2 separate regions of the Homo sapiens genome follow, and region 2 is linked to region 1. The links are chromatin loops, found by intact Hi-C in ENCODE. Cell type or tissue: heart left ventricle. All regions are shown on one strand. Region 1 overlaps CAPZB (capping actin protein of muscle Z-line subunit beta). Region 2 overlaps CAPZB (capping actin protein of muscle Z-line subunit beta).

What was found. Hi-C counts contacts between places; a loop is a spot of excess contacts. Peaks named below come from ENCODE experiments on the same cell type or tissue, not always from the same donor. Only the 100,000 strongest peaks of a DNase experiment are listed, where the experiment ranks them.
Region 2: it touches region 1 in a loop (2.0-fold over the local background); 27 of 110 quality-filtered maps call a loop at or near these places.

The regions. Positions count from the first base shown.
Region 1 is chr1:19,394,940-19,402,939 of GRCh38, reverse strand. The region is part of intron 2 of CAPZB (capping actin protein of muscle Z-line subunit beta); the gene reads left to right. Among named protein-coding and RNA genes, the nearest start is that of CAPZB, 87 kb to the left of the region's middle. RefSeq lists enhancers at 1-401, 1,080-1,759. In heart left ventricle, a CTCF peak has its summit at 4,321; no DNase peak of the experiment used is centred here; H3K27ac peaks cover 1,272 bases.
Region 2 is chr1:19,441,376-19,449,375 of GRCh38, reverse strand. All of the region lies in intron 1 of CAPZB (capping actin protein of muscle Z-line subunit beta), which reads left to right. LOC124903869 (a long non-coding RNA gene) reads right to left here. Exons shown (of 3, transcript XR_007065525.1): 3 at 2,840-3,092. Among named protein-coding and RNA genes, the nearest start is that of CAPZB, 40 kb to the left of the region's middle. RefSeq lists enhancers at 622-711, 1,466-2,133. In heart left ventricle, a CTCF peak has its summit at 3,485; DNase peaks (open chromatin) are centred at 365 and 3,288; H3K27ac peaks cover 6,257 bases.

The DNA.
Region 1 (8,000 bases):
GTAGCTGGGATTACAGGTGCCTGCCACCACCCCCAGCTAATTTTTTGTATTTTTAGTAGAGATGGAGTTTCACCATGTTGGCCATGCTGGTCTCGAACTCCTGACCTCAGGTGATCTACCCGCCTCGGCCTTCCAAAGTGCTGGGATTACAGAGGTGAGCCACCGCTCCCAGCCAGAATGCAAGGCTTCTGATGTGAGGAACATGGGCACTGCAGAGCACCACAGAGGACACCGTGGCCCACCCTTGGCAGGCAAATCCCAGGGAAAGCTTAGAGTGGGCAGAGCCTGAGATACAGCTGGTGGGTGGTGGGAAGGTACTAGCTGGGCAGGGACTGAGCAGGAGCAGCTGGGTTTCTGCCTGATTAGATAGAGCGTGTGAATTGGTGTCTAGTGAGCTTTGAGTTTTGATTCAGGCCACATGGGTCCCTTACCAGAAAGCAGGTGATGGGCGCACACTCTGGTTTTGCTGAGGATCAGCTGTTAGCTCCCACTCAGACTTTCTAGATGGGTAAGGGACAGAGATCAGCAGGTTCCCTGCAATTTTAAGATCGTAACTGAGAAATGTGCCCTTGTAAGCCTGTTGATCCAAGAGCCTGCCTGCCTCTAGAAAAGCCCACATCAGTCCTTTCCTAGGAGGCAGTGGCCTTGTTGCCTCTGTTGAGACAAAGTTCTTTATTGACCTCACAGGGAGCTGGGACTTTCTGAATCAGACCATTCAGGTGTTCTCTCAGTTCCTGTTGATTCCTTCGCAGCCCTGGTGGGAACAGCTGCTGCTCTTGAGGGAACCTAAAGTAAACTCCTGGCTTGCCATTTTCCTGAACTCGTAGATTTTGGCAGAGGAGAAGGGTGGAGAGTCCAGGCCTTTGTTCCTGATCCTGTCACCCTTATGAGTTAAGATTTGGCAACCCTTCTCATAACTGCTGGGGGCATAGGGTATCCTCAAAAGTAGAGTTAAATTACTGGTTTAAAGAGTCTGTGCTCCAAACTCCAGTGAACTTCATGATACAGAAAGCAAAGAATTGAAGGGTATTAGCTGTTTGGGGAAAACCACTGCTCCCACCACCTGGAAGCCAAATAAGCAGATGTCCCCTCTGGGTGGAGCAGGGGGCCAACATCACTTTCTTATGTTATTATAGGTCGTCAGCCTATGTGTAGGCCATTTCAGTCTCATTGGAAATACCTGGAAAAATGCCTGGACTTGGAAAAATGCAAACAAAAAACACAGCACGTAGCTCTAAAGGGGTTGTTTAGTCCTCCCCTGAATTCTGTTTCTGCCTTAAAACACCAGAAGAGCTTTGGCTGTGTGCCATCTGCAGGAAGCACCCTAGGAAGGAGAGGATCCACCCTGGCTTCTCCCAGGCTAGGTGGTCCTTCGTTTTTCACCTTTTTAAAAGGCTCACCTGAGGCTGCTGAAAAGGTGGCAAAAGACAGGACTGCATGCTTCATTCCCAGCAAGAGTGTCAGGCAAAATTCGAACTCCTTGATCACCCATTGGTTTCCACATTCTTTCCATTCCGGAGACCAAGGGGAGATTTGCCGATGCTGATGCTCCCTGGGCTTTGCAAAGCTTTCCCTAATTAAAGTCCTCCCGGCTGTGTGCATAGCTCTTCTGCTGCAAATCTTTGCCCTTTTGTGTTTGTGTTTAAAATTCCATCTTTCCAAAATGTTTGCCCACTCAGCAAGTCTCCTTGAAAGCCCTCACTTTTGTTTGGGGGAAGTTTTTTTTTTTTCCTTTTTGGTTTTTATTCTGCCTATGTGTAGGAAATTTAAGTCTCTTAGGAATTGCTTGTGAAAATGCTCTCTGGTCTTTTTTTAAACCATGATGAGTGTCTCTCACCATGGCATTGGAAGCTGGCAAGGGATGCCCCTGGTGTCCGTGCTGTTAGCTGCCACTTGAGCTTTTAGATGGAGCTACTGGAGTATCATTTTGGTTCCATTCTAAGGAAAATGAACAAAAGAGCTTTTCCCTCCTGTTCAATGTGCAACAGTGCTACAAGGTGAGAGAAGTATGTTAGCGAGGAATCTGAACCAGGTCAGGATCGGGGCAAGGTGGTAGGAGGCTGAGCTCTCCAGTGGTGAAAAAGATGGCTCTTGTCACCTAGAGCCAGGAGGCATAATTCAAGTGAAGTGCATATAGGCCCGTTCCTTGGCCTTGTCCTCATAGGATTTTTTTTCCTACAAGATCTATCCAGGTCCTTCATTTGGGGAACCTTATGGACTCCTGTTGTTGTTGGAAGCCGGAGAACAGTGTTTGGAGAGCTTCCATTGAGGATGGTCTGAAGACTCTCACTTTAAGTTAGATCCTGCCCTCTGGTTGATGAGAAATGTGAGACGTAAAAGTGAATTGGAGAGAGATCCCACTTCCCCACGTGCCAGAAAAGGCAGACAACAACTCCCTCCTCAGAGCTGTTAGAAAGCCAACATCTCGCGGTTGGCAGGCACTGGCCCTGGATGAGGAATTCCTGGGTCGCCCCCCTTAGAACATGTCTGGTTTTGGAAACAGGTTAAAAATACTTGAGGAGGGCATGGCACGCTCAGTCTGCTTCCCTGATGTTTGAAATAGGCCAGGAATGTGGGCCGGGAAGCCCAGAGGAGCCTGCGTGTCCCGCAGGGTTTTGTAGTTGGAGCCTGGGGTTTCTCCTCTCCATCATCACCCCCTTTAACTGCCAGTGACCACATGCCAGATTCATGAAGGGCACACTGAAATTGACGAAGACCTGTGCCATGGGTAGCGGGAAAAACTGGGCTCCCTTTAGTAAGCAGGATGGTGTTGAGGTCTCGGAGGCAGGCAAGGGGTGGGCTCGGAATCTCTCCTGGAAGAGAAAAGAGAAGGGAATTTGGATTCTGTATACAAATATAGAAATTCCCTAAGAGTTTAAATTTGAACATGGCATTCAGGGGAGAAGATTATGGGTTCCAAGCCTTTTCCTTCTTCCCCTTCTTGTGAATAACTCACTCAGCTGCTTGCATCTGTGTCCTAAGGCTGTGAACCGAAGAGCTGGGCAGTCCACAGTTGGTTTGAGCCTCAGAGTACCTTGCTTAGTAAAGGTTTGTTTTAGGAGGGATGACACAAACTTTTGAGTAACTCTCAAGTCTTGAACTATGAAACTTCGTAGGATGTCAACACTAAAATGAACCTTACCGATTATCTCATCTAGTGGTTTTCAAACATTTGGAAAATTGGTACAGCCCTTTTTTTAAGCAAAATCTTAGAACTTGAATAAACCAGGTAGAAGGTGGTAGGCCCAGACTTCCTCTCCCACTCTTGACACCCTGAGCTCCTCCCTCTGTACTCACAGCCCTCAAAGTGCTCCTCTCTCAGAGAACCATCCATTGCAGAGACCAGGGAGCTGTGGCCCATGCCCCATGTAGCACCGTTTCATGGCAGAACCAGCTCTGACTTCCAGGCCAGTGGCAAGTCCCTGCAGTACCTTGGTTTATTTTGATGTAGGAAAAGCTCTGGGTAGTAAGAGTGAAGAGTCAAACAGCTACGACTGAGAGTGAGGAGAAAGACAACACTGCCCATGGTTCCTGACACCCAGGGTCACTTTTTACCAACCTAACTCTGGGTCACATGACGTACTCGTATTCTGAAACTGTTGGTTTCCTGGATGTCTACCTGTGATGTCTTGGATCCATGTGGTTCTCTCTGCCTAAAATATCCTCTCTTGATTCACCTTCTTAACAACAGCTTTCTGGAGATATAATTCACATAACATAACATTTACACTTTTAAAGTGTACGGTCCAATGGTTTTTAGCACACGCAAGAGTTGTGCAGCTAGCTGGGCATGGTGGCTCATGCCTGTAATCCCAGCACTTCGGGAGGGCAAGACAGGCGGATCACTTGAGTCCAGGAGTTCAAGACCAGCCTGACCAACATGGTGAAACCCTGTCTCTACTAAAAAATAAAAAAATTAGCCAAGCATGGTGGCAAGCACCTGTAGTCCCAGCTACTCGGGAGGCTGAGGCAGGAGACTTGCTTGAACCTGGGAGGCGGAGGTTGCGGTACTCGAGATCGCTCCATTGCACTGCAGCCTGGGTGACAAAAAAAAAAAAAAAGAGTTGTGCAGCTATCAGCATTCGGCATCCCACGCTGTCTGCCTTTGACAGACAGAGATGCTCTCTGTCTGCACCTTAGTCCTTGGGCTGCTTTGCGACCTGCCCTAACTGCCAGCCCTGCCTCACTTTCTGTAACTCAGCTCAGATGTGGCCCCCTGGAGATGTCCCCTCCAGTCTCCCCTGCTTGGTCGTTTCTATGGGTGACTCAGTGAAATTACAGCAAAACCTGATGAGACATCCCTCCAGTGGAAGGAATCCAGTGTGAAACATTGTGGCCAGACAGCCTGGGTGACTTTTGTGCTGAGAACAGCGAAGCAACCCGACTTGTTGAGTCTGCCTTAGCACCCGCTCCCCCACTCAGACACGTAAACATGGCACAAACACTCCCACTTGAAGGGAAACAGAAGTATTACTGGAATCATGGTAGGTCATGGAGGTTTAGAAGCTTGTGATCGTGAGGATTTTTGGAGAATCTGTTGGAGGAAGCCAGACCTCCGCCCTCTGACTCAGTGGCTCCGTGCTCTGAGCTGGTCAGCCTCTGCTGTGGCTTCAAAGGTCATTCGCCTCCCAAGGGGCTATCAGGACCCCTGGGGCGAGGAGTACAGGGCTCAGCACCTCGCCTGGCTCATCGGGAGACTGAGCAGGTGTGGCAGGATGACTGTGGCTCACCTCCGTGTGTGGGCCCTGGAGGTCACGGAGTTCCTCATCATGGAGCAGATCCTCTCGGACTTGAGGGTGTTTCACAGGCTTTCAGATTCTAAAGTATCCCCTGCGTTGCCATTGCCCATGGTTGCCTGGCCGTGTGACTCCTTATTGTCACTTTCTGCCTCAGGTGTCTCGTTTCTGCTAAACAGAACATGTGAGATTTCCCTGGCATCCCCACCAGTGTCGACGTGCAGATGAATATCAACCCACAGACCCCGATGCTGTTGGTCTGTCCCTCTGGGCGATCATGAGCCCCCCAGATCAGTGGTAAAGAACAGCCCTTCCTATGCTGCCCCATCTGGCTCCTCCCGCATTCGGGTGGCGCGCGCCCTCAGGCTTCCCCCTGCATTCTTATTTTGTAACTTCCATGGTAGCCCATTCATAGTTTTCACCCTAAACTCTAGGTTTAGACGTGGACATTTGGCACACATGTGGTTTATAAAGCCTGAGGCCAGGCCTAACCCTTAGTATCCAGTGATGATGAAATGGATGCATTTCCCATTTCCCTCCCTGAAATTAGGTCTTGATGCTGTACCCTAGTAGGTGGCTGGTATGAGAGGTTCCGTTCGCGTTGACCTTGTGTGAAAAACCAATCTTGCCAAGTACTTCTCTCTGCCACCATCCAGCTGGTGACTCTTTCAGCTGAATTATTTTGCCTGCTAGGTTACTCACCAGGTGTCATTCTAGAGTCCGCACGGCCTTAGGGTGGGATCGCATGGCTTTCATTGAATTACCTGCTGTGTGACCATAGCCAAGTTGCTTAACCTACCTGTGCCTCTTTTTTTCACCTGTAAACAGTAATGTGGGATAATAACACCCCTGCCTTCTGCAGGGTTGCTGTGATGATAAAATGAGGATGTGTGTTACATGCCTTTTAAATGGTAAGACCTAAACATCTTTGCTGTTATTCCAATCATAACTTTGATAGTTCAGTAAGTCCTCACTTAATGTTGTCCATAGGTTCTTGGGAATTATGACCTACAGCAGGCCCTTGAATAATGTTTCATTAAAATGTTGACGAGAACAAAAATTTGGTTTCACTATGTATCTTTTCACTTAAACGAGAGGACAGAGATCCTCTGTGAAATTACAGTGTCTTTGGAGAAAAATCAACTTATATATGAGTTATGTTTGTGTATTTTTACCTGGTCTTTTCCCAAAAAGATTTCAGGTGACAGAAGAATACAAGCCAATACGATAATCTTTTTTTTTTTAATTTTTTGAGACAGAGTCCTCTCTGTCACCCAGGCTGGAGTGTAGTGGCGCCATCTCGGCTCACTGCACCCTCCGCCTCCCAGGTTCAAGCGATTCTCCTCCCTTAGTCTCCTGAGTAGCTGGGATTACAGGTGCTCGCCACAGTGCCTAATTTCTTTTTTTTTTTTTTTTTGTATTTTTATTAGAGGTGGGGTTTCACCGTGTTGGTCAGGCTGGTCTCGAACTCCTGGCCTCAAGTGATCCTCCTGCCTCGGCCTCCCAAAGTGCTGGGATTACAGGCATGAGCCACTGCGTCTGGCCAATAATCCTTAATAAAAATGTGGACTGAGAAAGCTGGACCGAGGACTGAGGACCGTCCGGGAAGAGAACAGCAGCTACCCCGTGCTTGCCTTCATGCTGGGAAGGCTGCGGGTCTGGCTTTAGGAGGAGCCTGTGTAGGGTACGAGGGGCAGCGGCAGCTCCACAGCAGGCGGCAGCCCACGCCCAGTGGGTGCACACCTTCATCCAACTCAGGGCTGGCAGTCAGGAAGATGAAATGCCATCCACGTCAAGTTTCGGTCTGTCTCCCACTCACCGAAGAATAGTCCCTCCTTTAAGGGAGGTGCTGAAGAGTGCTGAGAACTTGCTTCCCACCAAGGCAGGCTTGGGCTTCAAAAGATCAGAACCTGACCCAAGTGGCCCTAGTTTTCCACCATCCCACACCATCCCACCAACGCTTCAGAAGTCCTGCCAGCATCAAGCCGGGCATGAGGCCGTCCAGACAGCTCATCACTGCCCTGGGGAGACACATGCATGTCACAAACCTGTGAGGCTCAAGACCGCATCCTGCACAGGGTGCAGGAGTAGAGGCGGGGCAACGGCCTCTGCCGTCGCGGCTTTGGGAGGTTGCAGTGGAAGAGGCAGGCGTGGCCGAATCAGACCCTGAAGGATGACTTAGGTGGAACACGGGGAAGAAAGGTGGTCTGGATAGACATGCAGGATGCTGGGTGTGGGGCAAGCCTGAGTCAGGGGAGCCTCCCTGTGCTCCTTAGCCTGAGGCCATCGCCTGGCTGTAGGCGGCAGCTTCTCCTGCCGGCTGGCTGGCCGGCTGCAGGCAGTTCTCAGCACTAAGTCCAAGATGACTTCCATTCTGGTGACTCGAAGGTGGTTTTGTATGTTGTGCTTCATCTCTCAGGGACGAGTCCTTAATTAAAAGCAGCCGGGAGCTTAGAGAGACCCTGGCTTCTCTGCACACAGGTGATGGGTTGTGTGCCTGGCCAGGAAATGGTTCATTTAATTAGGCTCCGAGGGCCTGGTTCATCCCCTTCAGGGAAGCTTAAGGTTACATGTGGACAACAGGAGCCTTGTGTGTGCCTGTGGTTGACCCAAATGTAGTGATTTTCATTTCTCCTTTCCATTTGTCTTCTTTGTTCTGCCCCTTCCTGACCCTTTCTTTAGGAAACCGTTGTGGCCCCTTCCAGGCTGTGAGATTCCAGAGGGCAAAGCTTTGGGGTTTGGAGTATGAATGGCTGAAAGCGAGCCCAGGAGGCCTGCTTTTGTTTATTATTTATCTCTGGATGGTCAGGGCACCTGTCTGAGAAAAGAAAGAGATGGAGGGGACTTACCGTTTCCTGAAAAAGCTCTTTGTTGTTAATGGCATGTGGAAGACTCATTTCTAAGTAGAATAAATCATTTGTTGGTCAAAAATGGCTTCCTAATGTTGGCCCTCTCGGCCAGCCTCAGTTGTATTAAACCCTAGGTAACCAACCACAACCCCCGCCTTGAGTCATGTGCCTCATATGAGCAGGTACAGATGCTGCTGCACCCTCGAAGGGGTTACGTGACGAAAAATCCACTGGAAGTAGAAAATGCTTTTAATCCCCCTAACCTGCCAAGCGTCGTGGCTTAGGCTGGCTGACCCTAAATGTGCTCAGAACACACCTACAGTTTGGTGAAAGCACCTGGCGCGCGGTGGCTGTAGAGTGTCATCGCTCACCTTTTTGATCACAGGGCTTGTGGGGAGCTGTGGGAGCTGCTGTC
Region 2 (8,000 bases), 46 kb before region 1:
AGAGACAAGGTCTGATTCACTGGCAAAATCTTCCCCGTTCCTCAGCTCCATGCCTGACCGTGACTCGCATCTCGCCAGGCCAGTGCATTTCCTCTTCTGGCTGTCATCGGAATTTTCAAGTGTCAAGACCCCACTTTGTTCCTGTTGTCCTGGTTCCGGCTTTGGGAAGCATGACCTTTCAGGCCTGCTCAGAGACACCGCAGTGCACTTTGTGCGTTATCAGCCTTACAGAGACTCTACGGTCAGGAGTTTTTGTGGCAATGGAACTGCTGGGGTTTCATCTGCAAATGAAAACCATCTGGCCAGCTGCTTGGGTCAGATGGAAACCAGATGGGAGAAGTCAGGAGCGGGCAGCGAGCAGCCTGGGGCAGCGTCCCTAGTCACGTCATGTTTCCACTTCCTCTTGCCCCCTCGCCTCCCCTGCCTGCAAAACGATTGTTATTAACCCATCACCTCCTCCAATGCCCAGGCAGTTCCAGGATACAGGGTTCTCTCGCCCAGGCCTTGGCCAGCCCAGAAGATGTGACCCAGAACCTAGAAAGGTGACACGCACTTTAGATCTGAGGGGGGAGGAGGAGCAACAGGTGGCCGTGGCCATCAGGGTTGAAATGTTAACTGCCAGGGTGAAGGGAGAAGTAAATAGCAAAGCTGATGGAATCCACAAGGCACAGTCTACCCCCAGGAAATGTGTTGGCTAGGTGACAACTTTTTGCCCAAGTAGGGAGGAAAGTTAGTCTGGTCACCAGGCAGCTTCTAATGTGAATCATCTGCAGTTGAATAAGAAAAAACCCCTACAGCATTTATCATGGGTAGGTAATGATGAAACACTGCATCTTTCTCTGGTCCACAGTGCCCCAACTGCAACCAGGTTTGTTTCTGCGGTTCAGAGAAGAAACAGCTTGTGAGTTTTTACCTCTGGGCTTTGTGGATTAAGGCGGTTGTCAGAGAGGGAAGTAATGTATTATTTTCCATCTCTAAACACTCCTCAACTTGGGGCAACAAAAGTAGAAAAATATTAATCAAATGCTCTCCCGAAAGGGTGGAAGGGAGGAGGAGAGGAGATGTCCCATTCACAGTGGTTGACAGCCAGGAGTGGAGCTCTGCCACTTGGAAAAGGGAAAGTCCCTCATGGGTGGGCAGTGCCTGGAGAGAAGCGGGTATTTGGGATGTGCGCAGCGGCGCACCACCCTTCTTGCTTGGAGATATTTTGGCTTCCCATCCTATAGACTGTGGCCCCTTGATGCGCAGTTGGCTGATAGGTTGACTGGCTACTACTTAATTTTCCTCCGAAAGAAAAGCCCACCTGTGCCAGGCCTGAGAGGTGTCCTGAGCTCCACCCACTCCTGGGGGAGTGTGTTTCACAGTTCCCTCGAGTAAGCCCTCCCTCCGCCCTCTTTTCTTCACACTGACGGAAGCTTATTAGAGTGCAGGGGAGTGAGGGTGTGATTAGAGAGCAACATTGAGCCTGTTCTAATTCTTAAACCTAAAATGAACTACGCTTTCACTACTGTTAGTTGCCGATTGCTTAGATAGTACCAGTGCATCAGAGAGGCCCAGCATTCTGGCAAGGCCACCGAGGCGGAGAGGAGCAGTGTGGCCTGCGAGCTGCTGGGGCTGGGTCGGATGGCGTCAGTGAGCCGTGCCCTCCTCCACCAGCTCCCAGGGTGCTGCTGTGCCACCCTGGCCCTGATCTTAGGCTGGCATCCCCCAGGTGTATCTGTGCAACTCACCATTTCGCTGGATTGCTGCATGCACACAACACTCTTAGGAAGGCACAAAAAATAGATCTTGTGGTTTCAGCCTTCTATGATGATGCTGAGTTCCCTCAAAGATTAGGTCTGGGCCAGGTGCAGTGGCTCTCGCCTATAATCCCAGCACTTTAGGAGGCCGAGGTGGGCAGATCACCCGAGGTCAGGAGTTTGAGACCAGCCTGGCCAACATGGTGAAACCCCATCTCTACTAAAAATCCAAAAAAAAAAAAAAAAAAAATTAGCTGGATGTGGTGGAGCGTGCCTGTAATCCCAGCTGCTCAGGAGGCTGAGACAGGAGAATTGCTTGAATAGAGTGAGACTCCATCTCAAAAAAAAAAAAAAAAAAAAAAAAGATTAGGTCTGGTGCTGCCCAATGTCTCTGTCTATGTCGAGTTTTAAGTTCGTCAATATTTTTCTTTCCCACTTTAAAACAAAGCAACAACAATTACAAAATCCTTCTCTGCAGAAGGATGATAGAAGAAAGAGAGAGCTTGCACCCAGTGAGGGCTGGGATGGGCACACCTCCTGGGGGCCACCATAATCTTGAGTGTGGCAGGTGTCATTTTTTGGGCAGTGGGGTGGTAATTTGAGAAAACATACTCAGTAATAGTATTTTTTGTTTGGAAAATAAAGTGAAGCCTAGTTTTGCACAGTACAAACCATAGAGGGTAAAATTGACAAAATCCAGTTGGCGTGATGGATCACGGATTTTTAGAGACTGAAATCATGTGATGGAAAAAACTTGGAGTTCACTAAATACATATGAAAGGAGGGGAAAAAATCAATCTTTCCACCTAAAGAAAAACACTGTTAACGTTTTTATATATCATTTCCAGGATTTGGGCATTTTTTTACTCACTTGATAGTAAATTTTTATATTCAGTTTCGCTAATTAAACATAAAACATTTTCCCACGTTTTTAACACTGTGCAATTGTAAGGGTTACACAGTAGATGATCACTTCCCTGTTGTTGGGGGAGATTATTTCCAGTTTTTTTTGCCGTGGAGCAGTGGGTAGAGCAGTGGGCATCTTTGTTCATCAGCTTGAGTGGTTTCATTAGGGTAGATTCCTAGGAGGTTATGAATATTTTAAACGCTTTTGACATTTACTTGCCCATTACTTTCTAAGAGAATTGCACCCATTTGTACCTTTTCAGGCTTCCAGATTGCCTTTCTAGACTCAGATCATTGTGCCTTTTATGTAGTTCATAATCTTCCACTCACCTTTACTTCTTACATGGCTCACTGTCATATTACTCACTTTAACTTTTGCCGATGGCTTTTCACCGTAATTGAGTACTTCCAGGGACTAACATGTTGTCAGGGGTGGTTTTCAAGTTTCTGTTGAAACAGAGAAAAATGGTCTCAGTTTTCCTGCACGCAGTGCATCCTGAACTTGGTAAAGTATTTGGACACCCCGGCCAGTGCTGTTTTCCTTTGGCCTGGCTTTAAAGCGAGCCTGGCAGTGCAGCCTGAGCCTCAGGAATGCATTTTCAGGGCTGGCGCTCTTCCTGCCTCCCGTGTAGACTGGAACTGACCTCGCTGACCCTGCCGCTCTCAGGTTATCTGTTGAGCCTCTCTGCCGAGGGCTGTTTGTCCAGGTGATGCCGAGAGGCCTCCAGCTTCCTCTGTTCCTGCTACAGGGTCTTACCATGTGCTCTTGAGGGCAGAGCATAAAGCCATGGACTGCCCTCCTGCACAGCCCAGCACTCCCTGCCTCTAGTGGTTGTTTTGTTCTTTTTTCAGCTGCTTTATTGAGATCTGATTTACATATAAGATTCCCCAGCTTTAAGTGTACAGTGCGGTTTTGTACATTTTTAGGAAATTTACAGAGTTGTGCATCCATAACCACAATCCAATTTTGGAACATTTCCATCACCCCCAGAACACCTCCTGCATCCATTTGCAGTTATTCTTCATGCCCACTCCTGCCCCAGCTCACCATTCACTTTCTGTCTGGCCATTTCATATGTATGGAATCATGCGGATTATTTTTTAGAGAAATTATTTGATTCTAAAAGTAATCCCTGTTGGAAAACATCTGGAAGAATGGGAACCAAGTTATTATTGGCAGTTACCTTTGGGGAGTCTCTAGGTGGTGAGATCACAGGGGGATGTTTCACTTTCTGTAATGCTTTGAATTTCCTACAGAGAGCCTATGTTCCATTTATAATCAGAAGGAAAGGGCAAAGCGGGGAAAGTGCATGTTTTACTCTTGGAAAATGCCAAAATGTATAAAGAGAATTAAAAAAAAAAAAGTCACTCAAAATTCCCCCTCATGGATGAAACAACTTTTGCTTTTTTGGTGGGTTTTTGTTCGAGTCTTCTGAGCACATTTTTAAAATATGGCTCTGAAATTTGCATCCTGCTTTTTCCTATTGGGTCACATAAGTCTTATTCCCACTTGCTTAAAACACCTTTGCAAACTTCCTGTTAGTGATCGTACAGTGCTTCATCTTACAGTTGTACCTTAATTTACTCATGTTGGACATGAAGGCTGTTTTCACTTTTTGCTATCATAAATAATGCTGAAATGGATATCTTTGTGTCAAAGATCTCGTGGGTCAAAAAAATTTTAAAAAGGCCAGGCGTGGTGGCTTACACCTATAAACCCAGCACTTTGGGAGGCCGAGGCGGGCAGATCACTGGAGATTAGGAGTTCAATACCAGCCTGGCCAACGTGGTGAGATCCCGTCTCTACTAAAAATACAAAAATTAGCTGGGTGTAGTGGCAGGCGCCTGTAGTCCCAGCTGCTTGGGAGGCTGAGGCAAGAGAATCGCTTGAACCTGGGAGGTGGAGGTTGCAGTGAGCCAGGATTGCGCCACTTCACTCCAGCCTGGGCAACAGAGTGAGATTCCATCTCAAAAATAAAAATAAAATACAAAAATTTGTTTTCTTCCCAATTTGGAGCTATCTTACAAAATTGCTTTTTAGATCACCTCTCTGAATTTCAGCTACACGTTGTAATTGCTTACTTTGGCTGGAGGATTGGTTCCTTTGTGTCAGTTTCAGGCATGAGGTGGGGAGTGGCAGAACAGCCAGGCCAGGGCCTGGGAAGATGGCAGGGTCCTTAGAGCCAGTGTGCAGTTATGTTTATAATCTAGATGGGGCTAGGCACGCTGTTTTCTGTAAATAGTCCCTTTGTGTTCGTCATTAGTTTTCAGTAAAGGTTTGTTTGTTTATATGAGTGAGAAAATGTTTTCATTGTTTTAAGAGGGTTGGACCCTAGAGTGTTTTAATAAGATACAAGCCCAAGTTGTCACAGGGTGGGGAGGTGGCAGCTGGGTGTCTGAGACCTCAGGGCTGGGGGGTGTTGCAGACTGATGGAGGGGCAAGCCCTGGGGCCATGTACACCTCAGGAGAGAGAGGGATTGAGGCCAGAGACACACCTGCCTCTTTCTATGGGAGACACTCCTGCTGAAGCTCTTCATTGATGAAAATCTGAATAGAATTTTTTTTTTTCCTTGAGACGGAGTCTGGCTCTGTTGCCCCGGCTGGAGTGCAGTGGCATTATCTCTGCTCCCTGCAACCTCTGCCTCCCAGGTTCAAGCAATTCTCCTGCCTCAGCCCCCTGAGTAGCTGGGATTACAGGCGTGCTCCGCCACGCCCGGCTAATTTTTGTATTTTTAGTAGAGACAGGGTTTCACCTGAATAGAGTTTTTTTAACCAGAGGGGACGTTTGGGGAACAGAGGGGCACTATGAACCCACCAGATATTTCATTCAGACTTTTGTGTGTGTGCACTCCCTGGGGAGAGAGCCCATAGCTTTCATCACAGAGTGCCCCAGAAGGCTTTGAGTCCCTCTTGGTGAGGAAGGCTGAGTCTGGGACATGCCTCACTCTGCGGCCACACACAGCATCTGCCAGGCGGCCTTGCCCAGGTGACCTGGCCTCTCTGTGCCTTGCTTTCCTTGTTTGTAAAGTACCTGACACAGTGCCTGGCACACCGGAGACACTGAGTGTCACATCAAACCTGTTGTCTTTTTTTCTTTTTAAAACAACAACAACAACAACAATAACTTAAGCATACCCTGAGAGAAAGCTGTTGTTTTAATTTTGGCTCAGGGAGGTTTCCAAGGCAGCTGTGGACCAGAAACTGACGTCAACAGTCTGAGGTCTCCCTAAAGCCAGGCCGTAAGTCCAGTGGTGCTGCCGTGGCTATATTAATATTATACAGTGTCTTATTTTAAAAAAAGGAATGGATTTTTATCTTTTATTTTTATTTTTTTGAGATAGGGTCTTTCTCTGTTGCCCAGGCTAGAGTACAGTGGTGTGATCATAGCTCACTGAAGCTTTGACCTCCCAGGCTCAGGTGATCCTTCTGCCTCAGCCTCCCGAGTAGCTGGGACTACAGGCACGCGCTACCATGCCTGGCTAATTTTTTTGTATTTTTTTTTTTTGTAGAGATGGGATCTCAGTATGTTGCCCAGGCTGGTCTCGGAAGTCCTGGGCTCAAGCCATCCTCCCAGCTTGGCCTCACAAAGTGCTGTGATTACAGGCGTGAACTACCACTCCTGGCCAGGAATGGATTTTTAAAATCCTGTTATAAAAGTAAGAAAGGTCATTGTAGAGAAGGATGTAATTATGATTTTAAGGTTTTTTTGTTGGGGGAAGGGTATGAAGTCAGTGATAGACATCTACGTGTTCACTCCTCTGGACGCTGATAGGATGGATGCAAGTAGCGAAGGCCTCCTTCAGCACCACTGGCGTAGAGGTTGTTTGCGCCGCACAGAGGAGGTGTATTTGTGTAACGTGGAGTAGGCAGCCAAGCTGAAGGCAGGAGCAACGGAACTTTCCTAAAAACAAACCGGAGTTGGAGATTCTAGGGAGCCTGCGGCATCTTTACAGGAAGCCAGGGAAGGAAAAGCTGTCCAAGCCAAAGGGTTTTTTGGTGATTTTTGAGGACCCTGTGTTTTTCAGTCCTTCAGAGCAGCTGGGCTGCTACAAAGCTGCATTTAGGGTTTCGTTTGGCCCCCTGCCCCGGGAGGGCTTTCCTGGACCGAGTGCGAGTGTGAGTGTGAGAAAACTGCCTAATGTCCAGTAAACATTCGACTCATACTGGCCTTAAAGCTTGCAAGAGCCTAGGAGTAGGTGGCAACCAGGCCTTACCGTAAGGGAACTTTAAGTTAGTGTTGCCTGATTTAAATTCAGAGAACTTTTTGTTACAGAGAATTTCAAGCACGTGATATAATGAGCCCCCAATTATCTGTCACTCAACTTCAGCAGTTATCCTCCGTGCCCAGCGTTGTTTCAGCTGCTCCTGCTCACTCCACGCCCCCCCACTCCCCAGCTCGAATCAGTTTGAATCAGATCCTCTGGTGTAATTGTCATGAGCAGTCTGGGTCTCTCCATTCTGAAAGCCAGATTCTAATAGTGTACCCGATGTAAACAACAGGACTAAGCACTGACTTTTGTTTTTTGAAAATTGTCAGTTAAAAAATTTGTGAGCCTTTTTTTTAGGATTACAGTAATAATGTAACAGGCTCATTGAAACTGGAAATCACAAACAGGGTTTAAAGATGACAGAGCCCTTCATCTTTCAGCATTTGGAGCTATCACTGATGCTTTTTAAGGGCTGTGGATACCTCTCCTGTGCTTTTTTTTTTTTTTTTTTTGGAGACAGAGTCTTGCTCTGTCGCCCAGGCTGGAGTGCAGTGGCACAATCTCAGCGCACTGCAACCTCCGCCTCCCCGGTTCAAGCAATTCTCCTGCTTCAGCCTCCCAAGTAGCTGGGATTACAAGGCATCCACCACCACGCCCAGCTAATTTTTGTACTTTTGGTAGAGATGGGGTTTTGCCATGTTTGCCAGGCTGGTCTCGAACTCCTGACCTTAGGTGATCTGCCCGCCTCGGCCTCCCAAAGTGCTGGGATTATAGGCATGAGCCACTGTGCCCGGCCTCTCCTGAGCTTTTGAGCCGCTTGGTGCTGCTGTTTTTTTTTTTTTTCTCTGTCTGCCTTCTACACTGGGGACCCCACCCAGCATCACTTGGGAAAGATGTGATGTGATGCTTCTTCAGTTCCGTAGTTCTGAGTATACTGGAGCCACCCTGGGTGTATGTTGTTATGCAAAAAAAGGGGTGAACATGCCCTGCTGTGTATACTAGGTAGGTACTCAGTAAATGAAGCTGAATGAGTGTGCTATACCTCACTCCCCTGAGGCCAACAAGGTTTTCTCTTTCTTCCTCTGAAACACTTTAAAACTCCTCTTTCCCTGTGCTGGGCTGGGCAACAAAGCCGAGTCCCAGATA